2 separate regions of the Homo sapiens genome follow, and region 2 is linked to region 1. Evidence: chromatin loops called from intact Hi-C (ENCODE). Cell type or tissue: HepG2. All regions are shown on one strand. Each heading gives the region's core, and the rest is flanking DNA. Links, peaks and the distances in the headings are about the cores only.

The links. Peaks named below come from ENCODE experiments on the same cell type or tissue, not always from the same donor. Only the 100,000 strongest peaks of a DNase experiment are listed, where the experiment ranks them.
Region 2: it touches region 1 in a loop (5-fold over the local background); 22 of 110 quality-filtered maps call a loop at or near these places.

Annotation. Positions count from the first base shown.
Region 1 is chr6:5,136,202-5,152,373 of GRCh38, reverse strand. All of the region lies in intron 2 of LYRM4 (LYR motif containing 4), which reads left to right. All of the region lies in intron 3 of LYRM4-AS1 (LYRM4 antisense RNA 1), which reads right to left. MIR3691 (microRNA 3691) reads left to right here and starts at 4,052; the gene lies at 4,052-4,141. RefSeq lists a silencer at 12,525-12,819. In HepG2, for the core only: a CTCF peak has its summit at 8,554 (motif pointing left); a DNase peak (open chromatin) is centred at 8,563.
Region 2 is chr6:5,371,009-5,387,180 of GRCh38, reverse strand. All of the region lies in intron 2 of FARS2 (phenylalanyl-tRNA synthetase 2, mitochondrial), which reads right to left. Among named protein-coding and RNA genes, the nearest start is that of FARS2-AS1, 79 kb to the left of the region's middle. RefSeq lists an enhancer at 7,501-7,600. In HepG2, for the core only: a CTCF peak has its summit at 7,329 (motif pointing right); a DNase peak (open chromatin) is centred at 7,320.

The sequences.
Region 1 (16,172 bases), core at 4,271-12,270:
TTGTGGGTGTTTCCCCGAGTGACATAGTTGTCGCTTAGTTGCCGCTTTCCTAGGAAATGCTTTTGGCATCACATACTTGCCTGCAGCTGATCAGGGAAGCAGCTTGGCAGGGCAGGAGAAACACAGAGCTGAGTCTGCCGCTCTCACTGGCGTGCTAACCATGGGCAAGCTGCTTAGCTTCTCAGCGTCATGTTGCTCCTCATCTATAGAATGAAGTTGGGTCAGTGATTTTTCTCTAAGGTCCTTTCCAGTTCCCATACTTAGTGGTTCCAGTGATACATATTGACAAGAATATGGTATCATTCTTTTATTCATTCATCAAATATGCGTGAATCACCCATGTCTGGGAGCTTGCTAGATGCTGTGAGCAATTGCAGCAGTGAATCCCACAAAGATCCTGCTTTCCTGGAGCCTGTCATCCAGCCAGGGAGACAAAATGGGGGCACACAGGATTCTCCCAGAAAGCAAAATGGGAAAAATACTGGTAGAAAAGAACAAGGAAAAACTTATCTTCTATTTGTTAAGCCTCCCTCTGTGCCCTAAAGACTCTATTTGATAATTTATGGACTTTTAATTTAATTATGACAGTAATCCGGTGAGGTGGATTTTATTATCCCACTTTATAGATAAGGAATCAAACATTCAGAGAATAAATAATCTGCCCCTAGTCATGCAGCTAGTAAATTGAGCCAGGATTTCAGAACAAGCCTTTCTGCTTTGAAAGCCCATCCCTTCTCCATTAGAACATGCTGCCTCCTGATAAAATGCTTGGCGAATTGATACAGGAGATAGCATATGCCACCGAGGGCAGGATAAGCATTTTCTGGTAGAGGAGCCGTTTGCTCAAGGACCGAGAAGTGGGTGGAATTGGCACGTGTGACTGGGGAGAGGATTTCCTGGAGGCAACAACTGTGAAGGAGTCGGGGCAAACCCAGTGAAAGGGAGATGGGCCAGGCAGAGACTTCAGAAATTATTTAAAAGGCATTTTGGAGGCCGGGTGCGGTGGCTCATGCCTGTAATCCCAGCACTGTGGGAGGCTGAGGCAGGCAGATCACGAGGTCAACAGATAGAGACCATCCTGGCCAACATGGTGAAAACCCGTCTCTACTAAAAATACAAAAAATTAGCTGGGCATGGTGGCACGCATCTGTAGTCCCAGCTACTCAGGAGGCTGAGGCAGGAGGATCCCTTGAACCCAGGAGGCGGAGGTTGCAGTGAGCCAAGATCGTGCCACTGCAATCCAGCCTAGTGACAGAGCAAGACTCCGTTGCAAAAAAAAAAAAAAAAAATTCAAAACAAACAAAAGGCATTTTGGAGCCCCTGAAGATTTGGAGTAAGAGGTTAAATAAGTAAAGGTCACTTCTAGCCATGCCATGAGAGTACTAGTGTAGACACTGATTAAATAAGCTGATAGGGGCTTGAATTGAAGATTAAAAGTCAGGAAGGGAGAAAAGAAGACATGGAAGAGAATGCTATACCATTCTCATAAAGGCTGTGTCATCAGAAATAGCAAACTCAAACTCAGGAACAGGAGCCAACCTTAGAAACACATTGAGGACTCTGATTTTAGTGACTCTAAGCTGCAAGAGATTGGTTCAGCTGTAGTTCTACAACTCAAGATAGTAGTCAGAGCCTGAGCATGCAGCGGTTACACGCTTGCAGGGGAGAGCTGGAGGCTCGATTGAGAATTAGTAAATGCATGACACTCTGCTGCTCACAGAACATGTGCACATTTGCTATCTCAGATGCTTTTCAAGGTGGCCAAAGGAGAGACCACAAAGAAAGAATAATTATGTTAATAGCTAACAATTAGTGAGGGCCTACTGTGTACTAGGCACTGTGCTCAGGATTTTGCATACCTCAGACCTCACCTCCCTATGAGGTGTCATTATTATATCCCATTTGCATAGAAAGTACCTGAAACCAGGGTATCCATGGTCACAGAACTAATACATGGCCAAGCTGGGACTTGAACCCAGGTCTGATGGCCTAAGGTCCCCAGCCTTGGTTAAACAGAGAAGGAAAGGAGGTGCAACAATAGGGGAAAATCAGAATCCAAAAGAAGAAAAAATTGCAAGGAGGGCAGATATGGTTGGTTTCTCTGTTTATTCGTTTGCCATTAGAAACTTTGAGAATAAAGGTCCAGAATGTAGTTGATTAAAATAATGTACACCTGGTTCACCACTGTTACTGATCACCTGCCTTCTACAAAGCTTACGTATTGAGCTTTTATGGGACAGATGGGCTGCGGTGCATTACTGCCTCTTAATACCCTGCTTTACTGTAGCCTGAAACAAGGGTGGCTGTCTGAATGTCAGCGAGGACTTGGGGATGCCAGAGGCATGCTGCTGTGTTCATCTGCTTCTGTGCATAAAGATTTAACATTTGACGTTTGCCCTTTGTTACATTTATCCTAGAGTGTCTTAACATTATTTTAAAGTGATGGATGTTTTGCTCGTAGGAAATCATTCAGAGGTGTAACAAACGTAGTACCATGATGAACTAGTAAGACGACATGTTCTGGGAATGGCTTGCACCTGCCTGTTGTGCATATGTGTGTCCATGTGTGGACAGGCATGCTTTTAAGTGGAATTGTGTATCTGATGTTTACGTATCTAAATAATGTATATATAATTTGGTCCAGATTTTCTATTACCTCATAGTTTTATTATTCCAATGAGAACTTTATAAGAAGCCCTCTGATATCCTCATCTCCACAGTAGTCAGGGACTTCAGGGTTCCTCTTCCCACCCCCACCCCCAGAAGACATACCAAGATTTTCAGATTAATGCTTCCCCTAATTCTAGAGTATTTTGGAGAATATCTCTCTGGAGAAGCAATAAGGATCAGTGGTTTGAGCTACGACTTTGAAAGCAGACATGTAAAGAGGTTTGAATCCCAGCTTTACGACATGCTATCTGACCTTGGTTAACCACTGAAAATCTCCCTAGCCTCAGTTTCAGTGTCTGAGATAATGAGCCTGACACCATCCTTGATATCTGTGTCCTGGGGACCTGGAGGAATTAATGAGCTGATGCCATAAAATACCGATCCTGGGTTGAAGGGCCTCTCCTGTGAGGTCTTTCTGTTGCAGTGCGTCTTTGTTAGCAGGCTTTTCCCACGTGTCGGGGCTTCTTTCAGGCCCTCATTTTAGTGTTATCACCACATTAGTGCCTATTTCACTTATTTTTGAAAACCTGAAAATATCATACATACTGATGGAAATTTCATTGAATATTAATGAACACTCAGAACTGTACCTGCAACAGAAAGCGAAATTGGCTAAATATTACTCATCCAATCATTTATCTGAAAGATGGTGTCATTTTCCAATCCTAAAAATATAATAATTAATGTGAAATTTCAGGTTTAAAGTACAGTTTTAAAATATCAAGCAAGCATCATGTCAAAAATGAAATTTTATTAAAGGAGCTATTCTAGACGATTAAGAAATGAAAACTTAGAGTTCTAGGGGAAAAATTCAGAACCACGTTTAATTTTATACTTGGAAGCGCGCTACAAATGACAAGGTAATTTTTATATGTATATTTATAGATTTAATTAGCAGTTATTCCATTATATCTTTCATATAACTATAAATGGAAAATGATTTCAGACAAGAGGCTCTCATCTTCAAGAATTATTGTTGGTAAAGTTATGGGAGAGCTGATTTCTCAGTCACTATAAGCAGAGAGAGAGAGAGAGAGAGAGGTGTGTGTGTGTAAAGGTCATTACCTGTCACCTAATATGAATTCTTTCATTAAAAAATACTTTCTATAACTTTTCTCATTTTCTCATCCATGTTTTGCACTTGAGACTATTTAGAAGGCACCATGACTTGTTCAAGGCGTATACCCAGCCCAGCTCAGGATTACGATACAGAGTTCTAACTCTGCCCCCTCAGCCCAGCTCAGGATTACGATTCAGAATTCTAACTCTCCCCACACAGCACGGGAAGTCCTGCATACCCTGCTGATCTGTGGGTGTCACATAGCCTTGAGGCTCATAAAGGTCTTTGCTTCTCCTTCCTGCTTTTACGTTTCAGTGAATATTGAGGCACTGGGTAGTGGATGATGGAGACTCGGTACCCACTGCTGAGGGTGGGGACCAAGTCTGCGTCATCCTCTCCTCAGTGCCTCAAACGGTCTGGGAGCCAATGTTCAACAAACGAGCATGCGGGTGAGTAAAACACAACCAGCTGTAAGACGTGCTGTTCAAAAGGGCGGGCTGGGAGGGTGGCCGGGACACCAGTCACGGATGTCTTCTGTGAGCAAGAGCTCTTTCATCTGGGACCTGGTGATGAGTAAGGTGACGTGAAGGGAGAGTGGGGGAGGGCAGGTGGCCTGGGGAGTGCTAACGAGCTTGGTGTGTTCTGGAACTGAAAGAAGACAGAGATTGTTTTCCCGCTCCATGTGGAGAGAACCAGTTGCCCACTAATTTACAAAAGGAAAGTCGGACAGTAATCTCTCATCAGCGTGGCTATCAATGAGACCTGGAGCTTCCAGGAAAATTTGGCTTAATAAGTACCATACTGTTACTTCCTCGGGAATATTAAAAAGGAAGGAGCGATGAGACAGAAGGGCCTAATTCACCCTGCCGTGGACCACGTCTGACTTGGCCTGCTAACAAAGCATGTTTAGGCAGTAGGGAGAGAACCGAGGGGAGATGGACGTCTCTACATGGAAATATTTTCTGAATGTGAATTTTAGTATCCCTGTTTCCTGTCTTCCTTCAAAGATGAAAAGGAATCCATGTATAAAACAGGTAGTCACATGAGCATATGTAAAGTTTGGTTAAGCAAATTCAAGGACTTTTTCTACTTACCTAGGGCCAGTATATTCTGTGGACATTGATAACCCATAGTTTCAACTGTAACCTCACATTGATCCCCAGTTTTCAGAGAAAGAGGACACCATCTACTTCTGGTCACTGGCATTTTAGGTGAAATCCTGCAGTGATTGTTTACTGGTAGCCTAATTAGGTACGTTATCCATTATTTAACCCAAAATCCAGGTTAAAATATGACATCAGTGACTTTAGCTAGACCATAACTACACACGTTTACTTCCTGGAGTCATTAAACTGCTTAAAGAAAACAAAATCCCAGCACACCCTTGTTTTGTTAAGGTAACAAAATGAGCTCGTATCAAACATAAATACAGGTTTAAATTACTGTAAAATTTTTTTGTGGACTCAAACACAAACATCACAGCAAAGCTTACCTGTGACCCAATTAGGATCATCATGAAAACATAAATCCCAGTTCTACTCAAGTAATACCAATGGCCTGGTACCAATGGCTTCCAGCAGGCCACTGGGGTTTGACTGCCAACTAGGAAAAGCCCCTGCCTCTGGGGGATAGATGATGGGGAAATCATTCCATCCATCTCAGTGCTGAGCTCTCACATGCTCTTCTGCTTTTCTGTAAATTGACCTAAAATGGCCATCTTTGATGGTCTCTCACTTTCCCTCTAAATCCCTGATGTGAGAATGTATTGGAATTATTTCATGTAACAGTGTGTCTGCCCACAGACCGGCCTCCTGGCTCCAGCTTAGCAGTGTCCAACAGTAAAAATAGAAAAGCCCCTGAGTCTTGTCTTCTTTTGAGAGGAAAGAACCCTTTTGCAGAAGGCCCAGGAACCCCCTCCTCTAGCCACTTTGGCCAGAGTTGTGGTATGCAATTATTCCTAAGCTGTTCACTGGACAGGTAGCTGGGCCCCACCACAACTGCCTAACGTCAAGCAAGATTGATGCCTGGGGGCTGTGCTGGGAAGAGGCCCGCTTCAGGGGGAAATTGGGGCTGTGTTGAGAAGGAAGGAGGGTAGCTGTGGAGTGGGCCACTGAGTGGGGCCTGCGTTTCACAAGCATTCCAGGTCCTGCCTGGGGGTATAAATCCTGGCTCTCCCTTTTCCAGCTCTATGGACTGCACAAAAGTATAATACTATCTAACTTCTCGGCATTTCTGTTTTTTCACCAATAAAAAAAATGAAGGTAACAATACCCCCTCAGAAGATAACATGCGAGCAAGATGGAAGCACAGACCTGGCACAGGCCCATTCTTTACTCTGAGTCAAGTCTAGTCTCCTTAGGGACAGGGCATCAATAAGGGACCCCTCAGCACCTTGCACGATTCATTTAGTTCTCAGGAATTCATTTGCTAGGACTGAATACGGGAAACATGCTACTAAACTGCCCCTGAACTCACAGGCTTGTGATGTGTGGTGGATGAGACACAGCCCGTGCTGAGGCAGGCAGGTCTGAATCCAGTGCCAGAAGCACCATGTGCCATGAGGTGGCATTCGAATATTTGGAGCAATGAAGCGATCTCATTGAATGTATATATATGCTAGAGGAATTGCAATCATGAGAAAAATTAATTGCAGAGTTGATCGTAGAGGCATAGTGTCCAGGCAGAAACCTAATCCAAGCAAGAGATCATTTGACGGCTGAGGGAAGAGAGAGCCAAGGGGAATGGAGTGGAATGGAATGGAATGCAGGAACTCTAGAGGGGATTTAAAGGCTGAATATGCTGGTTTGCGGGCTTGAGTTAGGAGCCCACCTCTAGCAGTCAATATTACTAGAGCATTGGTGGTGAAGCCGTGGGTGTAAATAAGACCACGTGAAGTGGGCGTATATTAAAGACATATTGGTGACCTTTCTGATGTTTTCTACCATTTCATATTAATAGGCATGAGGATCGAAAATAGGAAATGATTTTTCTTTTCTCCTCCCTGGCAGCCTTCTCTGCTGTGATGTTTTTTCCTCATAAGGCTGGGGTCCTATTGCTTTCCCTTCTGATGAAGCTTTTTTATTACTTGGTGGGTAGAGGGCCTTAGGTGTGGCAGAGAAATTCCGCAGCCTCGCCCTCGCCGTCATAGTGATGAAGAGCGTTGACTCCGGAGTCACCAAGGGAAATTAAGCACATGTTTTATTAATCTTTATGAACCTCAGTTTCCTCTCCTGCAAAATGAGAACAATACTGGTGCCGACTTCGCAGCACTGTTTGCAGCGTGAGGGCGATAAGGCACTTACACAGGCGCGTGCCCCCCACATGGAAATGCCTGGAGATGCTGCCGGCTCCTCCACTCACCGAAACTGCACTTTCTCTCCTTTGTTCTAAATGAGAAACCAGGTGTGGGGAGCAAATGGGAGAAAGGGGCAGGAGAAGCTTGCCTCAGATTCCAACTCATATGACCTGTCAGTGACTAAAGACGGAATGCCAACACATGGATTGTGTGTGTGAAATGCCAGGTTGGTGTTTTCCACAGGGATGTGCCCGTTGTTCTCTGCTTTCTGTGGAATTCTCTTCCAGCGCCAGGCCTGGAGATGGGGCCTGCCCTTTTACCTCTCAAATATGTTCCCAGGGAAGAGTGTGTCCTTCTCCGGGAGCCACCCCATCACACTGACTCTCACTTTGGGCTCATTGCTAGAAACTCTGTGGCCTGCGCCTGCTTCCCATGTCGCGTCAAAGCGTCTCAGCACAGACCTAAAGGAGACCTCAGAGGTCACCCAGCGTGGCCTCGCAGAAACACCTGCGGGAAGGGATTACGGAGGTTTGCAGGGAAGGCCGGGCAGCCCGGGAGTGAGCGCCGCACTGCAGCTCCCAGACACATGCAGCTCCTGCTCCCAGGCAGGAACAAAGTGATTTCCCAGCTCCTGGGGCCATGGGTAGCTAACTGATTAAATACCCGGTTTGGAAAATTCACCTGACGTATTTCTTTTTTTTTTTTTTTTTTTTTTTTTTTTTTTGAGACGGAGTCTCGCTGTGTCGCCCAGGCTGGAGTGCAGTGGCGTGATCTCGGCTCACCTCCCAGGTTCACGCCATTCTCCTGCCTCAGCCTCCCAAGTAGCTGGGACTGCGGGCGCCCACCGCCATGCCCGGCTAATTTTTTGTGTTTTTAGTAGAGACGGGGATTCACCATGTTAGCCAGGATGGTCTCGATCTCCTGAGCTTGTGATCTGCCCGCCTCAGCCTCCCAAAGTGCTGGAATTACAGGCTTCAGCCACCGCACCCGGCCTCACCTGACATATTTCTTACACGTAAGCCACTTCTTTTTCTTGTCCAAACTGAGGCTAGCCCTCACCCAAGACTTGCCTGTATCTCAGTGCAGGTAGCTGAGCAAGGCACAGCCGCCAGGAGGAAGTCGGGGAACAGCAGCCGGAGCCTGGGGAAGCCCTGCACAAGTTGGCCTTGAGGAAACCACCTGACAGACGTTTGCTCTTCCTCACAGAGCTGGTGAGCATTCTGACTATGTGGTCACATCAGATCAGATCGCTCTCACCTCTCTAAGCATTTCTTTTTCTGGAGTATGAAGCAGCTATTCAGGGAGGAAAGCAATTTGATGTCAGGGGCTTCTTTGAGCCTTGGGAATTAGACCTCAGAAGCTTAGAATTGGAGCTCAGCTGCTGGTGGAAGATATACTGTGAATGTTTTATTCAGTAATGCATATATAACATTGAGCAGAATCCAAATACATAAATCACTTATACAATAGCTGTGAAGAGCCACCTTCCAGCACTTGAGAACCCGGCAGCCAGTGGCTCACAAAGGCCTCTGTCGCCATCTGCTGGCCGCATGCTTTCTCATGCTGTTAATTCTTGCTCTGGTATTTTTTGTTCCCGCAGCCTTTGGCACTCAGGTTCTTCTGCTGTAAAATTTGCCTCCATCAGAGCTGTATTGCCTTGTGTTTTTGAGGCTTGCAGAAGAGACCCTTAGCACTCCTTAAAATTCTGGCAGGACAGAGAAAACAAGATGGAGAGAGATGACAAAGCCGATTTCTTCCTCCTGGCTTTTTTTTAACCAGTTCTGTGCACTATCAGGCCCTCTGAGCTTAGGCCTATGCCAGCCACATCTCAAGGCCAAGGACACAATACTCGGTTTGTCTTTATAATAGGTCCTGTTATTGTGTCTGTCAACCTCCCGATGTCTGTATCACAGTCACCAATATATTACGCTAAGGAAATAGGAATTATTCACATTGCCAGTAAAACTTGCCCATGTATAAGCACAGACTCACACAGTTATGGGCCTGAAGACCATCCCCAGTGGCGAAACTGTGCCCCAGAGGTTGCCATAAGTCACTGGAGCCAGAAGGCATATTTGATCCCCTGTGTAAGATTGGCCACCGTACCCTGAATGACAGTGGTGTGCTGACTCACACAGAAGATCCGCTTGTGGTGCAGGCTTGGCCTCCTCAATGTGGCCACAGGCCCTAGAGCGCTAACAGATGTCACTTATCGGGATCACCCCTGAGGCATTGTGAACAGGAAGTGGCATCACTGATCTCCCACCAGCTCTGAACCAATACATGTGGCATCCCAACTTCCGGAGAGGCTGGACAGAGCATATCCGGAATGCAGCCACGTGGGGAGTCAGAGTAGGGCAAGGATATAGGAGTGCTGATGAAAACTGAAAACACAGGGGACCGGCCCGCGATGCGGCCTCCTGGGAGACATCTGCATGAGGCCAGCAGGCCAAGGGTCCATGGCTGGGGATGGCTGCGCTCTCCTTAGGGAAAGGCATTCCAGAAACTGAAGTTACGAGGCAGCGTAGGGAAAGCATCCTGGGCTCTTCAAATCTGGGCATGGCTGTGAGTCCCAAAGCGTTGTCAGTTTACACCATCTCCTAATGCAAGGGCTAAGTCATTAGGGAAAAAATCATGTTTCAGGTTTTAAGGGGAAAAAATGAAAAGGTGCATGGCCTTTACCTGTAAACAGTAGAAGGGGGTGGGGAATGGTTGAATGGTAGAAATGAAAATCAAGAAATCTAGCAATGGCTGGTGATTTAAGGACCTTGTATATCAGTTATTGCTGCACAGTAAGTCATCCCCCAAAACTTAGTGGCTTCAAAGAACAATCTTCATTTATTGCCACATCCCACTTCTATAGGTCAAGAATTCAGACAGGGCATGGCGAGGGGGGCTTGTGTTGCTCCACAGTGATTGAACCTCAGCTGGAAGATTGGAAAGCTGGGGGCAGGAATCATCTTTTACTTAGCTGTCTGGAGGTTGATGCTAGTTGTGAGCCAGGAGTCTGGCCAGGGTGTCAGCCAGAACATAGCACATATGGCCTCACTGTAACCTGGGCTTCCTCACAACATGGCGGCTGGGTTCCAAAGGCAAGAGTCCCAGCAGAGAGAGCCACACAGAAGCCATATTTTCTCTACGGCATAGCCTCAGGAGTTGTACAGCGTCACCTCCACTGTCAAGGTTATAGAACCTGTCCAGGTTCACATAGAGAGAACACAAACCCCTTCACTCAGTAGAGGAGGGTCCATTCATTGTAATACAATCATTGGAAAACACCATCTGCCACACCGGTTTCCTTATCACCTGTACCCGCATCCCCCCCGACACATGCACAGAAACAGGGCAGCCTGTCACAGACCCTCAGCGATCATGGCATGGGTTTGTGCTGGGTAAATAGGTGCGTTTGTGGGTCAGCTCTGCTTCTGGTTTGTAGTTTGACCTGGTCTTAACCTCTCTGGATCTCAGTTTCTTCTTCTGGGAAACAAAAAGGCTGAGCTCCAAACCCAGTCATTGGAAACTTTAACGTTTTCTCTTAACCTTTTTTATACCCTCATGCCTATTCCTCAGTGGTAGTGAGGGTCACGGTTCAGTTTGGTGGGGGGGTAAAAGTTTGGAAAAGCCTCCCTCAAAAGCTCTAGAATCCCTTCCAGCTCTGACCTCCGTGAGTGTTGAGATGCTGGTCATGCTCTTTGGCTTTTTGGGATTTTACTTTCCTGCTCTGTAAAATGAAGGGTCTACTAAATTATCAGTTAAACTTTTTCCAGCTGTCATGTTTGATGTTAGTATGCGTTTTGATATAATGAGGTTCCTTCATCCACACCAGTACTGTTCCGCTACGGTGGACATGTGCGTTGGCAGAAGAAATCCTGTATTTACAAGTTCCTGCCCAGGCTATTGAAGAGGCTCTTCCTTTCTGTGGAATGATAGAAGCTTGAGTGGCTTTTGCAGCAGGGACCTGAGAAATCAGCCTACTCTCCACTTTACAGAGAGAAAACTGATGCGCAGAGAAGCCGAGTGATTGCCAAGGACAGAGGGCGAGTTATTGATAAATCAGGCTACAGTCCTGTGACCTAAGGCAGTGTACTTTACTGTTGTGACCTCATCCTCTTAATAGAAAATATGTGAGCATGAGGACCCTGAGACATACCACCCCCATCTCTCCCATCTGCATTATTCCTATGAAGGGCCAGTACCCTCAACAGTGCCATCTTCTTTTTATTTCCACAAATGTGATAAATGCTCAACTTTTGTGAAAGTATAGTTTTTCAAACATGAAAACTAGATTAAAAAGCTGAACATCCAGAATAATTATAACCATAAGGTAGTGGTAGTCATGATCACACACAGAGGCTCTTGGTCTGATTTCTACAGAGAGAAACAATGCTTGAATACTTGTAGAACTGGACACCTGAACAACAAGTTGGAAGGCTTTTAAATCCATTTGGTTGGTTATTTAGGAGGTGGAAGTGGCATAAGGAAGGCAGTACTGCTCACAGTCTAGGAAAAAGGAAAGTCTACGTTTTGGTTTCAGTTCGTGTTACCTCTTTTATTTTTCATAGTGGCAAAATATACGTAACATAAAGTTTACCTTCTTAACCATTTTTCAGCATGTATGTTACATTTTTAACATGCTTTTGTTGAATGGTTAAGAATCTAGGAAATGATAAGCCTTACATGTTCCCAAGTGCAGATCAAGTTGAAGCACAAATTGACTTTCCCGAGCCCAACTCCAGGTTCCAGAAACGGGATCCTCAGCCACACACTGTGCATACCTGTAATGCACTTAAGTACTTTCTACTTGTAAAGTACAGAGAGCACATCATAGTTTGTCTAAACCTTTGTGTTGGTGTCCTTCAACGCCACAGCCTTATGTACTTTGGAAATACTCATTATACAGGTTTAAATGTTCCTTCCTCCAAACAGATTTTTTCAATCTTTTCAAATTTTAGTTAAGCTTTATTTTTTTTTAAGTATTGTTAAAAGACAAACCTTAGACAAAGTAAATTTAACCAAGTTTAACTGAGCAAATAACACTTTGCAAATCAGGCAGCCTGTGAACCAGAATAGGCTCACAGAGGTTCCAGCACAGTCACGTGGTGAAAGGTTTTTTTTTCTTTTGAGACAGGGTCTCGCTCTGTTGCCCAGGCTGGGAGGCAGTGGTGCGATCACGGCTCACTGCAGCCTGGGACTCCCAGGCTTAAGTGATCTTCCCACCTAAGCCTCCCAAGTAGCTGGGACAGGCACAGCACCATGCCCCACTAATTTTTGTATTTTGGGGAGGACAGGGTCTCACCATGTTTTCCAGGCTGGTCTCGAACTCCTGGGCACGAGTGATCCACCTGCCTCAGCCTGGGAATTGGTGGTGTGCTTGTCCCAGCTGCTTGGGAGGCTTACGTGGGAGGATCGCTTCAGCCTGGGAGGCCAAAGCTGCAGTGAGCCGTGATCACACCACTGCCCCCCAGCCTGGGCAACAGAGCAAGACCCTGTCTCAAAAAAAAAAAAGAAAAAAGTGCTGGGGTCACAGGCATGACCCACCACGCCCCAGCCTGGAAGAAAAATTATAGGCAAAAAAAGGAAAGTGATGTACGGAAAATGGAAATGAGGTGCTAAAACAGCCAGATTGGCGACAGTTCAGTTGTTTGCCTTATTTGAGCACAGTTTGAACAATTGGCTGCCTATAGCCAAAGCTCAGTGATCAGCACAAGAGTAGATTATAGTCTGTGTACACATCCAGTTAGGTTACAGTTCACTGCATACACAGAAACCTTTAAAATATGTAAAGAGGCAGCTTTAGGCCAAACTTAATTTAACAATATCTTGTTAATATTAAACACAATCATAGCAAAAGTGTCGAAAACCAGTCAAGTGCTACTGTTTTAAATCGAGCCAAACATTAACTTTTATCTGATACTCCTCATTGTCCTACTCCAGTTTGTATTTGTAAATACAGTGTGACCTGTGTCATGAATGAACCTTAATATTCTGTTGCCTAACTTTGAATGAAGCCTGCGCCTTCGTTGGTCAGAGTTCTGGATATGATATGCTCACCATGTTTCCAGAGTTGCTGGTATTTCTCCAGTTAGCGAGGTGGAAATGCAGCGGTGCCTGGGAAGATCAGAGGCACTGGGCTGGCAGGCCTGCTTTGCCCTGCCGCTCACCAGCTATTGTCATTCAGAACAAGCTACTTATGCTCTCCAGGCCTGTCTTCTTCTCCCTACCGCAGAGATGTCAAAACCTATTTCCAGAGAGTGTTAACAAGGACGACATTCAATTACATCTACAAAGTACCTAGCATAAGTGCCTAGAACATAGTAGGTACTCAACGAACATCAATATTACTCTTCTTTTGAGATCAAATTCTCTTAGGCTTATGTGCAACAATCACTTTGAAGTCCTCTGATTGCTCGAAAGACTTTCTTTAAGACTTCAAAGTATTAACCTGATTGTGAAGAGCAAAATGTCTATGTCTAAAGGATTAATCTCATTTCTAGCTTTTAACCTGTCTTAAACACCTCTAGCACTTGCTTCTGTTTGAAATCCCAAAGAACTCTTTCTTTCTGTTAACTGTTACTCTTAACTTTTATTTTTTTCTCTTTTTACCCCCAGGCATAAAGTCCATAGTCATTGTCTGCCACCAGGTTTGTTTTCTATTGCATCTTGATATTTTCTTGTGTTTTCAGTGGGGAGCATGTTAGAATTCCTTAATATACAGATGTCATAGTATATAAGGTTTTCTTGTGACTTAGTCTGGAAATCATTCATAAAAAAAACAGTCATTATTCTTACTGGCTACTGATAAAAATTCTTTAAGTAAGAAAAACTATCGATTTTTTTTTTTTTTTTTTTTTTTTTTTTTTTGGAGACAGGGTCTCACTCTGTTGGCCCAGGCTGAAGTACAGTTGGCATGATTACGGCTCTCCGCAGCCTCAACCTCCCCAGCCTCAGGTGATCCTCCCACCTCAGCCTCCCGAGTAGTTGGGACTACAGGCGTGTGCCACCATGCCCAGTTAGTTTCTGTATTGTTTGTAGAGACAGGGTTTTGTCATGTTGCCCAGGCTGGTCTCAAACTCCTAGGCTCAAGCAGTCTGCCCATCTTGGCCTCCCAAAGTGCTGGGATTACAGGTGTGCACTACCACACCTGGCCTTTGAATATCTTCTATATATAAAATCTTGGCAGAAATGTCTTCTTTTGTCATCATGAAATTTACTTTCATGAATCCTCCTCAGTGCCCCTTGTCTACCATTAGTCTTTATAGAATCCTTTTTGACCTGCTGAAAGACAGCACCATTGTATTTTTCTTTGCAACTTGTGGAGCCACCACCTTCCCCAGTACGTTTTGACCAAAGGCAAAGTGAACTCTGCACCACCTCAGGCCTCTGAGTAACACAGTGGAAAGGGGTGAGAAGACTTGGCTATTGTGGTTTGCAAAAATGGCAGGATGAATGCTCCATATCCTCCCTCAAAAATACATTCACATGAGGATAATTTGGGTGGTGGGCCACAGGCAGCTTGCAAGGACAAAGCCTGTCAACTCTTACTCCAGTGTGTGACCTGAGTGGAGATGTCTACAAAAGAGCAGGAATCCTGTCTTTGAGAATAGGGCAACAATCAACTGGGTGGTTTTAATTATTCAGATAGAGTCACAGGACATTAGATGCAGAATATTAAAATCTCCATCATTCAGGGGAAATGATCTTAAATACAGATAGAGGCATATCACTAGCCGGGTAGCAGAGTCATTATTTAAAGGACACTAGAGTTCCTCTGTGAGGAGGAACTGAGCTCAAAGAAGATGTTCAGTATCAATGCAGTGAGATTACAGAGTACAAATCTGAACACCTTTGTAAGCTTCTCACTAAGTGGAGGAGTGGGGCCAACTCCAGGAGCTTGGTTTTTGCTTGTCTGAGAATCTCTTGACAGGTCCTAGAAGCAACCATTCTATGTTGGGGCTTAAAAAGAAGAGGTAGTGTGATCCAGCAATCCCACCCCTACATGTATACTCAAGAGAAATGAAAACGTGTCCACACAAAGACTTATATGCAAATATTTATTGAAACCTTATTAGCAATAGCCAAAAAGTGGAAACAACCCAGATGGCCATCAGATAATAAATGGATGAGCAACATGTGGTATAGCCATACAATAAAAATATTATTGGTGGTAAAACGGAACCAAGTACTGATACATGCTAGAACACGGATGGCCCTTGAGAACATTATGCTACGGGAAAGAAGCCAGACACAAAAAGTCACGCATTGTGTGATTTCGTTTCTGTGAAATGGCCAAAATAGGCAAATGCATCGAGACAGAAAGTGGGTTAGCGGTTGCCAGGGGCTAGAGAGGATGGGACATTTGAAAGGCGACTAATGAGTAGTGTTTCCTTGGGGGTAATGAAAATGCTCTAAAATTGATTGTGGTAATGGATGCACAACTGTGAATATACTAAAAACCATTGAATTGTACACTTTAATTGGATAGATTTGATGGTGTATGAATTATATCTCCATAAAGCTGTTAAGAGACATCAGGAAGAGACCAGAGTTTCTTCTGTGCGGAGCCCTCTGCCACAGGAAAGGAAGGAAGTCTACCCAGTCTTCCTACAGGCGCTGCTCCTTGGGGCGGTTTAGCATGTCATTACCACAGACTGTGGCTAGGACCTGTGGGACTCATTTGTAAATGCCACCTTCTTTGACAACACCTGGGATTGTTGAAATGGAAGTAATCGATTACTAGAAGCCATTAATTGAAAGCTGTGTGCCAGGCATTGTAGTAAGACATTATAAATACCATCTAACTTATGTAAAATTGACATTATCCCATTCTGTAGGTAAGGAAACTGAGACTACAGGGTTAGGTGAAACCCAAGGTTTCGGAGCCAGTGATTGGCAGAGCAGGTGTTTAAACCAGGTTTGTCTTGGGACAAACCCCAGGCTCTTAAGTACTACATTATCGTGTCTTCCCGCTTCTCCACCCTCAACCCAGCCCCAGTCAAAAAGGCAGCAGGAAAGGGGACAAGTTATCATTTAGAAGAATACTGATTTGGTTTTAAAAGTATTGAATAGAATGACCAAATGATCTAGTGATTCCATTTCTCAGTATATACCCCAGAGAACTGAAAGCAGGGACTCAAAAGGATACTTGCC
Region 2 (16,172 bases), core at 4,090-12,089, 230 kb before region 1:
TCTCCTCTATGAATATATTCCATTCTTTCCTTTAAACAAACGGTCCAACAAACCAACAAAACTCCCTCCAGCCCCAGACCATGCTGCAACTATCCCCTCTCACAAATACAGTTAGGTTGATAGCTCTTTTTTGGTCTTCTTCACGCTTCCCTTCCTTCCACTGTCACTAAATATTTGTACGCCAAGGGACTCGTTTTCAGCCCTCTACAGTCTTTACCCTGCGTACCTTCCCCTAGATGAATGCAGCTAAACTGATAGCTCCAACTATCATCATATGCCCATAGATCACATATCTCCACCTCCACCCCAGGCGACTGTGCCAGGCCCAGATACACAGATGCACCTGCCAAGGGGGCATTTCTACTTGCAAATCCCAAACCTAAACATGTCTCAGACTCAAGTCTCTCTCCTGTCCCTACCCCAAAACACATTTCTCTTCCTGAGACCCCTAACTCTGTGAATGGCACCAAAAAAGCAACCCAGGAGTTAGTTTTAATTGCTTTTCCCTTTCCCTCACTTCCCCATGTAGAGGGATAAAATCCAATTAATTCCACCTCTTTTACATCCTTTCTTATCGATCATCCCTGCCATTTCCTTGGCTTAGCCTGCACTGGTTCTCTCGGACGATTGTAATAATCTCCTAACAACTCTTTCCATCACCAGTCTTGCCTGACCCTGCTCCATTCCACTGGCCACATTGCAGAATTATTTTTCTAAAATGCCAACCTGAACGATTGCCTCACTCTGGCCCCTTAAAATTTAGTAAAGACTCCTCATTCTTTTTAAACTGAAGTTCAAATTATAAAAGTTACATAGCAGGCCCTTCATGAAGCAGTTCGTGCTTCCTTCTCTAACTCCATCACCTGTCACTTTCCAATGTGCCACGCTCCACACTACACATTCCGGGGACTCGTCACCTTCATACATCTTCATTCCTTCAATCTGCTACTCACACCACCTGAAACACAGTGCCCCTTCTTCTCTGCCTGTACAACTATAATGTTTTGTCTGAGATTCTTTGGGACACCTTCTATTATTACCCCCAGGAATAGAGCTCTCCCTCTTCCGTGCCTTGACTGTATCTTCCATTATGCTGACTGTGGGGAGCAGAGTTTATACTTCATCTCTCTCTATATATATAGGAACAACACTTAGTCAATATCTTATTTTACAGCAATCTGGTTTAGGACGAGCTTCCCAAGAATGTGTGGCATCCAAACACAAAGGCAATCTATATCCAACTCGGTTCAACCAAAACCTGTCACTAAGCAGGCGACCCCTGAGCCCCAGGGATAAGCCAGTCATCTGCAGAGTGACAGACACAGGCCGTAACTGTGATGAATACAGCCTCACATACTTGGCAGGTCTACTGCTTATTAATCCTTGGTTCACATACAGAGAAATAAGAATCACTGCTAAACATAAGCACACTCACATTTCTTACCATAGAAACACCCAGCTGGGCGTGGTGGCTCACACCTGTAATCCCAGCACTTTAGGAGGCCAAGGCGGACAGACCACGAGGTCAAGAGACCAAGACCATCCTGGCCAACATGGTGAAACCCCGTCTCTACTAAAAATACAAAAAAAAATTAGCTGGGCATGGTAGTGCATGCCTGTAGTCCCAGCTCCTTGGGAGGCTGAGGCAGAAGAATCGCTTGAACCTGGGAGGTGGAGGTTGCAGTGAGCCGAGGTCATGCCACTGCATTCCAGCCTGGTGACAGAGCAAGACCCCGTCTCAAAAAAAAAAAAAGAAAAGAAAAAAAGAAAAGAAACTCCCAAGCCTTCATCTCCCCCAAATGCAGCAAGCAAATTCAATTACATTATTCAAATCCAACTAAAGCATTTCAGCAAATATTAAGTATTCAAATCACTTTGGAGGAAGGATTGGGATGCCTTAGTAAGATGAATAGACAGATATATTAAAGGGATAGCAAACTCATCCAAGTGGATTTCAGCTGCTAATTTCTACAGTTTTCAATTTCTTTAACCAACTGGGCCCTAAGTAGGATCTTCTACTGCTCATCATTCGGGAAGACTTGTGTTTCAAGGGCCCAGTTAAATACAACTCTGTCCTAAGGTCTCTATGGGAAGTCCCTCCCTGTTTTAACTAATTGATATTGAACCAGCTTTGCCATTGCCTGGATTTTCTGTAATGCACCACATGCCAATTAATCAAGTTACAGAGATGAGCACAGGGGAAGAAATGCACTAAAGCCCTATACTGCAAAAAGCAGACTTTATTTTCTCCCTGCTGCTTGTCTCATTTCCTCTCCTTGCAATGAGACTTTGTGCCAGTGGATTAATGGGAAGAGATGTGAAACAGTCAGTATTCTGTGGTGAAAGATGCTACAAAAATACATTGGTGGCTGAGAAACAACTTCTGCCAGGCAGCTGAACAAAATACTGGCTGTCAGGGTGCTATACTAGATTAGAAGCTCAAGCTTCAAACAGACAGGTTCCTCCTATTTCAGTCTGAGCTTTCTCAGGGAAACCCTATGTCAGACCTTTATTTTCCAACTCAAACAAGTCCTCGCTGGCCAACATGGCCTGTCCATATCTCCCCCTACTTAAGCCTCCATGACAGAAAACTCAAGTTGAACACATCACAGAGGCTACTCAGTTCCTTGCTTAGTGACCAAAACATGTGCTCTCCAGAGGCCAGGGACAATAGAAATCCTAAGGGCAGCAGATTCCATCCCATGGGATTCCACACAGCCATGTGGCCGGCAGAAGGCGAGGCTGCCCTCCGCAGTGCTCTCAGTGGGGTGGCATCGGCAGCTGCCTGAACTCGGCCTCCCCAAAAATACTGCCAAATGCTGCTGGGTATTTTGGAAATCTGGCCATTTGCTTTGCCTGCTTTTATTAATCCTGACATATCGCAATGACTATACTTTCCAGCACTTTTCTTCTCTCAGGGGCTCTCCTAGGAGAAAAGGAAGTAGATTAATATTACTGCCAAGCTCTGGCCTCTACAGAGAATCAGAAATTTCAATCCGTCAAAGCAAGGAAGCTGCACACAAATTACATGGAAATTAAATATCTCCATGTGTCAAGGCAAAAAGCACAATGACAACAACAAAAAACACCCCATTCTGGTGTGAACTGGTTCTCATGACAACCACCATGTAAAGTAGGAGAAAACTTCACCCATTCTGCTGTCAACTTTAAAATTATGATCTCTCAACATCTTCTTCCTGGGCCATGATGACAGATCAAACAGAGAGAAAGAGATTGCATTTTCTTCTCCAGGTGGCTAAACAGCTCATTCATGATGCCAGTGGGCAAAATATAACAGGACAAAGGCCCCATCTAAATTCCATCACCTGTTCTATAGGAAGGTGACAGAAGACACATTACTAATCAGTCAACCACGGGAAAGAACAGAAAAGACAGCAAAGGCTTTAAAAAAAAAAAAAAGTAGATCAGAACTAAAAAGGACAACCCACAAGATACATAATTGACATTGACAATGCTCAGATGGATCAACACTTAACACAAAAGGAGGAGACAACTATTTGTAAGATACACAGAAGGGGATGGGCAGGGCAGCGACCATTAGCTGAACACCTCCTAATGTCAGGAGCGTGGCAGGCTCATTCACCACCACTCAAGAGTTGTCCTCATTTTAGTTATGGACGCTGAAGTTCAGAGTGTTAACGTTAAAGAACTTATCTAAGGTCACCAGAGGCTGAGTTGCACAGCCAGGATTTGCCTCTCGTTTCGCTAGCTCAAAAGCTGGTGTTATTCTGGAGAATAACAAGCACTGCTATAAAAACAAACATTTTCAAGATATAATGTCCAGGCCATGGAGGGGCTCCAAAGGCCAGCGGCCAAAAGTTCCAGTCCTTTATTCAGTCCTAAAGGGTAAAAAAGGCATAATTCCTTATTCTTATACTTTTATGTACAAATAGAGGCTATTTATTGGTCATTGACTAAGTGGTACACTAGGAGTTATTAATAAAAATGTGGCATCGATAGAACATATAAATTAGAACTGACTGAGGACTCTCAGTGTTTCACCATGAAGATCCCCAAGAATGGTATGATGGTTAATTTTATGTGCCAACTTGACGGGGTCACAGGGTGCCCAGATATTTCATTAAACATCATTACTGGATGTGTCTGTGAGGGTGTTTCTGGACTAGATTAATACTTGAACAGGCAAAGCGAGTAAAGCATGTGGCCATCCCCAGTGTGGTGGGCCTCAGCCAATCCATCAAGCACCTGAATAGAATAAAATGCTGAGGAAGAAAGAATTCTCTCTACTTCACTGTCCCTGTACTGGGACATCAGTCTTCTCCTGTCTTCAGACTTGGACTCCATTGGCTCTTCTGCTTCTCCAACCTTCAGATTGTGACAAACTATAATGTTTGTCCTCCTGAGCCATCTTTTTATTATATATCTGTGCTATATCCTATTGGTTCGGTTGCTCTGGAGAACCCTGACTAATATAAACAGACAATAACAAAGAAGCTTCTACTCCCTGCAGCACTCTTCAAAAGGTGGAATCTCCACGATTCCAAGAAGTAAACTATCAGTGGATCTTCAGTGGTAGCCTGAGTTGGTTGTAGACTTCACATACTATTAGGCCTTTTAATAATAAATCACTGTTACTCTAGCTACATCATTATGGATGACTTTACTGTGTGTAAATTGACATGATAGAATCAATATCTAACAACTAGATTTTAAGATTATATTTGAGACACTAAAGTTTAAATAAAAATCATTTGTACTACTATTACCAAAGGAGAGGGATACATATTCTACATAGTCCTACCACCAAATTCCCAAATGACACCTCATTGCTATCACTGAGTTCCTTTTGCATTAAAGAGATGAAAGAGTTGGGATAACTGAACTGAAGGGTCTTTTACCTTATCTGGAAATCCACAGCATAAAAATATTAAGAAGCATCACCCTGGAGAAGGTTAACCCAAGTTCCCTTGAAACTCATTCTCTCACTCAAAATCTTTATGGTGAGAAATCGTTCCTTGTCATTTGTCAAACGTAAATCTTTCTCTGCTTGATTTAAGCATAGCTCATAAACCTTAAAGAATACACACACGCTATCTAAAGTCCAACACATAACAAGATTCCAAGGGCCAGTGTTTACCAGATGGATGGCAAGATCTGCTCCCCGCAGGACCCATGCTGCCCACTGTCCCAGAGTCTGCTCTTTGGCTATCTGTCCGCCTCACCAGCTTTCTAAACAGAAACCAGCTCTTTGTATTTCCTGGTCCAGAAATGACCACAACTTAGGAATGCTCCCAGCCCTCGGAGAGAGACTTTCCACTTTTCCCTTGGTTTCCCCCAACACATCCAACCCAGCCTCCTGTTCCTACACTGCCTCTGACTCTGAACTCCTGACTTGGTTCTCAATCTCCAATCATTCTAATAACTGACATCTGGTCATACCCAAGTTAGGCAGCATTCTCTGCCTTCCTATAGCTAACTTAACCCTAACTTCCGTTGCTACTTACATAATCGACCACCAAACATAACCCCAGCATGGCAATGTGACCCAAAAGAAGTGTCACAGAAAAGTGGCAGATGTGGAAAGAGAGAGGATTGCTGAAAGAATCCAGAACAGATTTTCCAATTTACTACAGACTGAGATTGGGAATTACCTATTAAAAGCAAAAACTATCTCCTTGACCCTGACTTCAAATTTCATAATCTAATCCAGTAGCCCATAAAACCCTTTAACTAATAAGCCTATAAAACCCTTTAAACTATATAAAAAATTCTGCATCTGTGTGTGTGTGTGTATGTGTGTGTGTGTGTGTGTGTGTGTGTGTGTGTGTTTCTGGGGAGTATGCAAATTTCTCATCAGACTCTCAAATAGGAAAAGAAAAGAAAATTAGAAATCATTGCTATAGGCCGGGCGCGGTGGCTCACGCCTGTAATCCCAGCACTTAGGGAGGCCGAGGCGGGCGGATAACGAGGTCAGGAGATTGAGACCATCCTGGCTAACAGGATTTTTAGTCTCTACTAAAAATACAAAAAATTAGCCGGGTGTGGTGGCGGGAACCTATAGGTCCAGCTACTCAGGAGGCTGAGGCAGGAGAATGGCGTGAACCCAGGAGGTGGAGCTTGCAGTGAGCCAAGATCGCGCCACTGCACTCCAGCCTGGGCGACAGAGCGAGACTCTGTCTCATAATAAATAAATAAATAAATAAATAAATAAATAAATAAATAAATAATTGCTATAATGAACTACTATTGATCTTATATAAGATTATATAAAGTTTCTATAAAAACTAAAATATACAGCTAAAGACTAACATTGTATTTAGATGATGTATCTAGTTTAAGAAAACTATCTTACCTTTCAAATTCATTTAAACTAACAAAAGTTTACAATTTTGCAGAGACCTATCCCAGGATGAGTCAGGGAGATGACACAGAAAGCAGATTTTAGGACGAAGCCTCGGAGCGAAGACAATGAAAGTACCCAGTACAGGGTGCATTCTTGGTCAAATAGCAAGAGTGTAGTCTTTTACATTTGTGAGTAGACTGGGGTATCTGGACATATAATTCAACACTATGCGAGTGGCACCGGCTGCTAGCCATTTTTGAGGCTGGCTGGTAAAGAAAACTCCCTTTCACCTACAGCCCACCTGCACCTACCAAGCTCGAAATGTGAAATTAGACCACTCCATCCCTACAAGTAGCATTCGATGATACACACCAGGCAGAGAAATGCAGTTCCTAGCAAGGCGTGAAGTTTACTGTTAAAGAGCATAATTTCTCTGTGAAAATATTTTTGCTATTTTCACACATCACTTCAGCTAGTAGAAAAAAACACCGTCTCTAACTGTAATTATTTGGATTTGGTAAACCTAATGAGGCCCTCTTAGCCTTCAACAACAAATGTAGAATGTAAATGGCAATAATTTTCCTGAGATCTTAGAGAAATGAGATGTAAAGAATATTAATCTGTTTTTCTTTGGATGCTATTATTGGTTCAGGAGCACAAGCTTTTACCCTTGAGAACATCCTCTATTCTCTGTGTATTCCATCTACTAAGATCGAATAACTAGAGAGCTTTCCCATTACCTAATTGTTTTCAGAAATATTAAATTTGAATTAAGAACAAATATTTTGCCTCCATAAATATGACTTTCCCTAGCAACTCATGTAATTGCATAAATGATAGCCTATCTCCCTAAAGGCTTCTAGACATTCAGGAAAGGGAGCAAGCTGACTCTGTCACTTATCACCTACACAAAACAATCAATCCTTCATTGCCTGCTCTGTGAAAACTGAGTTGAGTCCTTGAAATATTTTCCTTTGCCAGCTGGCAAAATGCTAAACTTTGTCAGTAGAGGTCGCTGGAGGGACATGGCAAAGGAAGGTATTCTTACTGGGCACCCTGCACTTCTTTTGCCCAGATCTGCAGTGCAGGTGGCAACACAGCTCCTCCAATGGCCAGCTGCTCTCCTCGGTACCCCATTTGATCATTTTCATAGCATAGTGCTTCCCACAAGACAAGTCTCCCAAATTAACTTTCCCCACACCCAAGAAAGCAGATTTCGGTACATTCCAGAGCGTGGATATCAAGCAATTTCACCAGCATGGCACCACTACTAGCACTTCTGAGCCACTCAGTGAACCACAGCTGCGGGAAGGAGGAAGGGGCTCTTCTCTGGGTCCCCGTCTTAGTCCTAAGGGTAGCAGCTCCTCCTTATAGATAATACTTCTGGACTCTTTCATTACCTCTTACTGGCCAATCCCTGATTACCCAAGTTCTGTGTTGGAGTTTGTAATTCTTTACATTATGCTTTCCTTGATCAAGTTACTGTGCGGTTTCCATATCAGAATTGGACCCTAACAGACACATGTGCTCTTATAGCTGAGAATACCCAACTAGACAAGCAGATAGGTGAGCTGCCATGCAGTTAACAGTGCTAGCTGTCATTTTTTTCAGTGAAAGTTGACAGCCCAGAAAGAGGGAGACATTGCTGTTCTGTGCAGAATCCTGGGTTAGAAAGATCAGGCACAAAAAGAGATAGAGTGGCACCCTTAAGGAGTTGACTAACCAGCTGGAGACACCAGGCACACACAAACTAACATTTCAAGGCAGTGAGTTGCTGAAAGCCCAGTAAGGGTCATGGGCAAAACTGCTACAAGGCAGTGATGAGTCTCAGACTAAGAGCCTAATAGTTTCCATCTTGTCGTAGCCAAAGACTAATTATCTGCAAAAGCCCTGTGCCACAGAAAAAGGGGTCTCTCTCCAAACGGTCCTCCAAATCATGCTTTGCCCTCCAATAATGGGGTATTTCCCAAATCCATGGACTCCTCACTATGACCAGTTGCCTCTCACTTAACTGTCAAGACAGAGGACTACGTAAACATGTGAACAGAGAAAAATAATTTTAAAAAGGAAAAGCTGTTTGAATTTAAGTGTGTCTTTGACAGGGACAATGCTTCCTAAAATATTTTAAAGAAGAGATTAGGGAAACATGGGGACTATAATCTGTCAAAGCCGAATAAAAATGCCTTCAACAAAGCCCCTCCACATGAGGCTATTAAGGAAACCCAATAACCACACGGTGGAGAATAAAACCCTGTCACTCACTGAAAGACAGAAAAGTGATTCAGAGCAGAAAGCAGGAATAAAGAGACAACCATGGGCTCACTACAAGAGTAACAGCGGGGAAGCTTGGAAAGAGAAGCCCAAGAACAGGAGGGTTCCAGTGAACCATCTGGAAAGTGGGAGAGAATATCAAAGGCAGCAAAAGTGAGATTTTCTAATGATAAATGACAGCGGTTTTTTCTGACAAGGATGAACCACAAAGGATGCCAAAGGGGTGTTCAAAAAGAAGCGCCTCACTCCAGCGGGAAGGAATCGTGAGGGCAGGAGCAGCCTCCGTGGAAGGAGCCCCTCACCCACAGTGGTTGAGGACAGTGGTTTGAGGACAGTGGTTCTCAAACGTGTAAGTCTCAACATCCTTCTACGCTCCTAAAATCCCTCCATGAGGAAATGGCGAATGAGCATGATTATGTTTAAAGGGGTGGGTGGTATATGAACTGAACACACACCTCTTGATGAAGGGCCATTCCAGTAATGGGTTGTGGTCAAAATTATACAAAAAGCTTACTTCTCTGTACACCTTCACTCATCCTCTTTTCCGAAAAGATTTCCCTTTATTTCTGTGTGAATATTTGTAAATTATATATTAATTATGTAATATTTATAACTTCTCCACAATTATGCCTTCATTTGTTAAGGTGTAAGGTTATATATTTCATAGATTGGTAAAAATTTCAAAACATTATAGGGACTAAGATAAGGTAGGCAATGCTTTATTTTGCCAAGTACAGGCATATGCTTAAAATACTATCACCATCACTTCATAAGAGAAATTGCATTTTAACACTCAGGAAAGTGGCAAGGAAATCATCCTAGAACAGAGGAGAGCTCTTTAAAATAAATAAATATACCTTTATAAAAATTGGTATATTGCTCTTATATTTTTTATTTTCCTGTAAAATCAACAAAAACTCGGTCATGGACCAAGACTGGTTAATACACTCAAGTTTGAGAACTACTAGCAAGAAGGACAAGAAACAGATATGCACATTCTTGTATAAAATTTAAGAAAACAAGAGGCATTTAGAATTTTAAATAATAATAATAATAATGGAGACAGAATCTGGAAGAAAAGAAGGCTCATTATGAATCGTCTTAAATTCAGGAGGAAGTATTGCCTGCACATGTGTGTACACGACAGAAAAATCCTGGAAGAAACAGACCCAGAGGATGTTATCAAAGGGGAATGAAGACAAAATAAGGAGGCAAACAGTCTGCAGCCAAGACTGGAGAACAACCTGCGGAATGCCTGTCTCTCACGCAACTCCTCTGTCCATCCTCAGGGCCCACACACAAGTGTGCATCTGGTGAAACACGACAAGGTGCCACCAGGGAGAGTGGGAAAACAGAACTTGTCTGAGCACTGGTCCACACATGCATGTTTCAACTGACATTTTTAATCAGATTAAATAGACACAGGATTTGTAAGAGTTTCCTCTGGTGGGCCTGCCAAATACTTGAAATTCACCATTCTTTGCAAACTAAATGTCTCAAATGTTTTCTAAAAATTTCGTTTGGAAGCTATAGAACAGTGGTTCTCAAACATGTAAGTCTCAAAATCCTTCTATGCTCCTAAAAAGTATAAAATATTGCATTGTTTGCAAAGAATGATATGATGCCTGATCTCATTCACCCTCCTTCCACATCATAAATAATCACGACCTTGATTTTTGTGTTTATTATTTCCATATATTTTTTCACATCTACTTTTATGTTTATCTAGCTGGATTAAAGAAAAATTGTGTTTGTGTGCATAAAAAGAGAAATAGACAAAGACAGATGAGAAAGAATATAAGCAAGTCCATAAGAACACACATTGTCGGGCATGTTTTTGTTATTGGGTGCATTCTGAATATCCATTTAAAAAGATATGATAGTTTAGTACCACTCGCGGTGTACTTGTTTCCCTCAAGATTGCATTAAAACCCATCCATGTTGATACAAGTACCTCTAGATCGTTTATGTTAATTGCTATAAAGTATTCAATATAAAAACAGAGCCCATTTTATCTATCCTTGCTCCTCTTGATGGGTTTTTGAGACTTTTTAACACTTAAAGAAAAAAATGCCAAATCACATAGCATACAATTTTTGTTTTCATTGGAAACTACCAAATTACCCTCCAAAGTGGCAGTAACTATATACACTCCCAATAGAAGGCTATAAGATGGACAGTTCCTCTAGGCCTTTGGTATTGTGAGGATTATCAAATTTTGCTAATCTGCTGAGTTTGGAATCATATTTGGTTGTTTTAATTTGCATTTTCTTGTTTATTGATAAAGCTGGTCCTTGTTTATCAGCCAGTCATGTGCCTTCTTCTTACACAATAAATCATACACATAAAAGTATATGAGTATGACATGTTTAAAGAATAGTAAAAGCACACACGTGTGCTCACCACCTATATGCATTTTCAGAAAGGAGAACAGTGTCGAAAGATTGACAGAAGATTGGTAGTGATCATGTAAAAGAAAGTCTCAGGATGAAAAAAAGAATCCAGTAGGAATATGTCTGACAACACAGCAAATATCTCCACCCAGCACGTAGAAATGTCTCATAACTTTGATTATGGAGACTTTTATTAGGCAGATGTTTTAACACAATGTAGCCAACTTTAGCACTTTTTTCCCTTATGGATTTTTCTTGTTCAAGAATTCTCATGTTTATGATATTATATTCTATCAGAGTAAAAATGACAATCTCCTATATTTTCTTCCAAAAGTTTTAAAGATTTCTTTTTCACAAATGACTTATTAATCCATCCATTTGATGGATTTAGAGTGAGGTAGAGATCCACTGTTTTCCTATAGAGATAACTGTCTCAGAACAATTAATGTAGAATCCATCACCTCCCACTTATGTGATATGAAATATCACTTATATTTCATAAGTTCTCAAATATGAAGTAGAGCTGTTGCAATGTTCTCTACCCAATTAACCTTGTGCCATTACTAAACTATCTTTACAACTACACAAGTATAAGTCTTAATACCTGGGGCTCTTTCTATAAATTTTAAGATTAGTCCCTCAATTTTTCCAAAATATCCAGTGAAAATTTTGGTTGGATTTGCGCTGGATTTGTAGATTAATTTTGGATGAATTGTCATCTTCATGATATTGTTTTCCTATCTATGAATCTACAAATATGGTAAATCTCTCCTTATGTTCTTCTATGTCTTTTAATAATATTTAATAATTTTATCCATAAATATCTCAAATATCTGATGCAAGATTTATACCTAGGTACTGAAATATTTTAGTTGATACTACAAATAAAATGTGTTATTATATTTGGTAATTGGTTCTTACTTATGGATAAAAACATTAATTTTTCTATATTGTCCCTGAATCCAACAACTTTGTTGAATTGTCTTGTAAGTTCTAATAGTTGATCTGTATATTCTTTTTCTAGGTAAAGCATCAAATCCTCTACAAATAAAGCAGTTTTATCTATGTTTTCCAATGCTTATGCCTTCTATTTCTCTTTCTGGCTTACTGCATAAGCTAGAATTTACCACATAATGATGAACAGTGATAGGAAGGAATCCTGAATTGTGGCTAATTTGGATAGAAATATTTAGAATGATGCACCATTAATTATGTTTGCTGTAAGAGCTTCATGGATTTCATTTGTAAAGTCAAGGAAGTTTCCCTCTATTTCTAATTTGCTAAAAGTTTTTATCATGAGTCATTAATGTCATCAAATGCTTTTTTAATGTCATGAGACATTAAATGCAATCATTTTTCTATATCTATTGAGATGATCACATGCTTTTTCTCCTTATATCAGTTAATACAGTACAATGTAATGTATATGCAATAATAATGTGGTAGGACACAATAAATCAATGAATTGAATTTTCAAATATTTCATTTAATAATTCTATATCTGTTCATTAAAAAGGAATAATCTATGTTCATAATGATGAAACTTCAAAAGTTTTCTTTCTTATCTAGTTGGGATATTAACATGTCTAACCTCATAAAATGAGCTTGGTAGGACTCTCTTTTCTATGTTCTGAAACAGATTGTACAAGTAATTCATGATTTGGTAAAAACTTGTGTAAAATCATCTGAGGCTGATGGAGGAAAGGCTATTAATTTTAGAGTTAATTGCTTTCAGTTTTCTATTACATGTAATGAATGCTTTTATCTTTAATTTATCCTGCACTCTTTTTTTATATTAATAGTTGTCTTCCCCATGAAAGCAGGGACCATCTCATGACTGTCTGATATCTTCTTACAGTCTTGAATCCCAGTACATATTCAGCCAATGTTTTTGACTGACTGACGGATCCCAGTGTTTTCCTTCAGTCTTTTCCCTTAGCCTTTTATTTGGAAATTTTCAAACGTATGCACGAATAGAAAGGATGATGATTTCTCTGCATCCAACACCCAGTTTCAATAATTAACAATTATTAATCCTCTTACATCCATCTCCAAATGCCTAATCCACCTTCCCACATTGTTTTGAAGAACATCACAGACATCAGATCGTTTTGCCCTTAGGTATTTCAATATGTATCTCTAAAACAAAATGACTTCATAAAAATACAATACCATTTATCACATCTAAAAAATAAAAACAAAAAAGAACTGAATTTCAAATATTCAGTTAGTCAGTGCTCAAATTTCCAGTGGTCTCAAATGTCATGGTTTTTTTTTCTTTAAAAATAGGATCTACACATTGTGACTGATAGATCTTTCTTTTAATCTACGGGTATCGTTTTCATCCCCTTTTATTTTTCTTGCAATCATTTGAAGAAATTGGGTCCTTTATCCCATAGAGCAGCGCTTCTCAAGCCATAGCAAAGGAATAGTTTTAGATTTCCCAAGGATCACAAACTGATACATGGGCCTACTGCTACTGCATAGACTGGGCACACTCAACACACCAAGAGTATTTAAGGACACTTGAACCCATCCACACACACTGTTCAACAAAAGAAGTCCACTAATAACGTGCTTGAATACAATGGCATAAACATTTCTAAACCCTTAGCATTGGTTAAACATTTCCTAGTACTTACTCTTGAGTCCTCTATTTATTTCATTCTGCAGATCACACCTCCAGTAGACCTGCTACACAATTTCCCACAGCCTGAATATGTCCTACACATATGGTAGTTGGGTCTAGAGAATTAATCAGACTCAAGTCCAACATTTTGGGGGAGACTCTATAGTTGGTATTGTATCCTTCCTTCAGGAGACACGTTAACTGTGGTTGTCCCTTTATATTAATGTCTAATCCACCTTCCCACATTATGTTGAAGATTTAGTGTGAGGTAGAGATCCACTGTTTTCCTAGACAGATGACGTCAGTAGTCACTGATGAACAGTGATACTGGTACTTTGAGCCAAAGTCTCTCCCGTAAATTTGATTGTGGAAGTTTGTTCTCTGAGAGACCCCTAAGGAAGCTCTCCTTTTCTCTCAAGTACTGCTGTGTCCCTATACTACCTGTTTCTGATACAGTGCAGAACTTCTAGCTGTTCATTGTGACTTCCCATGCATTTGTGAGGATTTAGGGAGAACTTGTCACCTAATTGTGTTGTAGATGTTGTCTGCGGTATTTGGTTTTGCTATTCTAGTTGCTCTCTCAATTTGGTAAGATTTGGGGATATTCAAAGACTATACACCCACCTCCCTTCCACTTTTTTTGTAATAAAGTCATTTTTAGCATCATAAATTGAACACTTAATTTGATGATTTCCATTTTCAATTTTTAAAATAAACATATCTAAAGCGAAAGATATGACAAATACCCTTTTAGCTAACATCATCAGTTTTGTTTTTCTAATGTTAACAGTGATCCTACGGCTTAGGTGGGGAATACCAAGTTTCTCCATAATGAAGTGACTATGGTTCCCCACATTTGAGCAGTTCAAAGTATTTTCATTGCTGGTCAGTGATAAGTAATTTGTAATTTATTGCTAATATTTCTCTTTAACCCATGAAGCTATACTTGTATATTTTTAAATTTCTGAGAATATGGAACATTTTTATTATACTTTCTTATTGCTTTCTACATAAACTACACTGAAGTCAGGCAGGCAAAGTTCTATTTATGTTGTTGATTCTTTGACATTTGTTTAGACTTTGACTGTCAATTAGTAATGCATAAGTAATTTTTAGAAATCCATATGACTATACACTTCTGACATTTGCATATAAAACTCCATGTATGTGCATGGTTCTGCATGTGTGTTTATACACATATACATATATAATTGTGTATGTGTGTATATATATGTTTATGGCTACCAAATTTTAAAAATAAATATAAATCAAACTTGTCAACCACCTTTTCAGACTGTCTGTATCTTTACACATTTTAACTTCGTAACCCATTGGTTTCTGACCAAGGTCACTTAAAATCTTCTAACATGGTTATAAATTTGTCAAACTTAACTTTTAATTCTTCAGTTTTGCTTTATGTACTAAGCCTATGATGTTGAATACATAAAAATTCTTAATTCATAAAGTTTCCTGATTGAGGAACTACCCCTCTTTGTTACTGCTTGTCACTTTTTTCATAAATTCTATTTTACATAATATTAATATTGCTGTACCAACTTTCTTTTGATAATTATTTGCTTGATATCTCTTTTTCCTGCCCCTTATTTTCACCCTTTGGTGTGGTTTTGTTTCAGGTTTCTCTAACTGAAAAATATCCAATCTGATAATGTGTGTCTTTAGTAAGTTTAACCCATTTAAATTCATGAATACTGATGTATTTGGACTTATATCTACATCCTTAATTTGGGGTTTCTATTTACCATATTTTTTTCATTCCTTTTTCCTGTCTGTTAAATTGAGATCATGCTCTACATTCCTCCTTTTCTACTCCAACTGTTTGCAATGTATACATTGTACTGCAATCTAATTTTTTTCCAACAAAGTCTGAAGTTACTCAGTAATTTTATCCTATCCCCAAATATGACAAGAGCCTTAGCAGACTTTCAATATCTATTGATTACTCCCCCCAATTTATTACTGTTCACTAGAGTTTTCATTTTACTATTTTTCAAAATACAAAAGATTTTTTTCCACAATTAATAGCTAAGTGTATAGATTACTGTGACTCATCCATTTCTATACTTATCATTGTTTTTTTACCCTGCACCTCTGTATTTACTTTTCTTCTTGCTGAAATACACGTTATAGTGATGAAAGTAATAATTACAAAGATTAAACAACAAAAATACCTTAAAAGATAATAATAAAATGTTTAAAATTGTCTCTGTAACATTATTACAACTCTAAAAATCCTATTCATAGGGGAATAAACTGAAAGACGAAAAAACATTTTGTTTAGAGTTAAGATTAGGTCAGAGTTAGTACCAACACTTTAGTTGAGGTTAGGAATTCAGAAAACACCACAATCTTCTGACTCCACTCTCCATAGCATTCTTGGAACCAAAACTCCCCTTTGGGTCATAAGCAGGTCCCACGTAGAAAGGAGTGTCATGAAAAAAAGCAGAATACAGAAAAACAGGCAATGAATTCAGAAGAGCTGAGTTCCAGTTCTAGGCATGTTACTAACTGCTTCAGCAACTTTGGGTAAGTCACT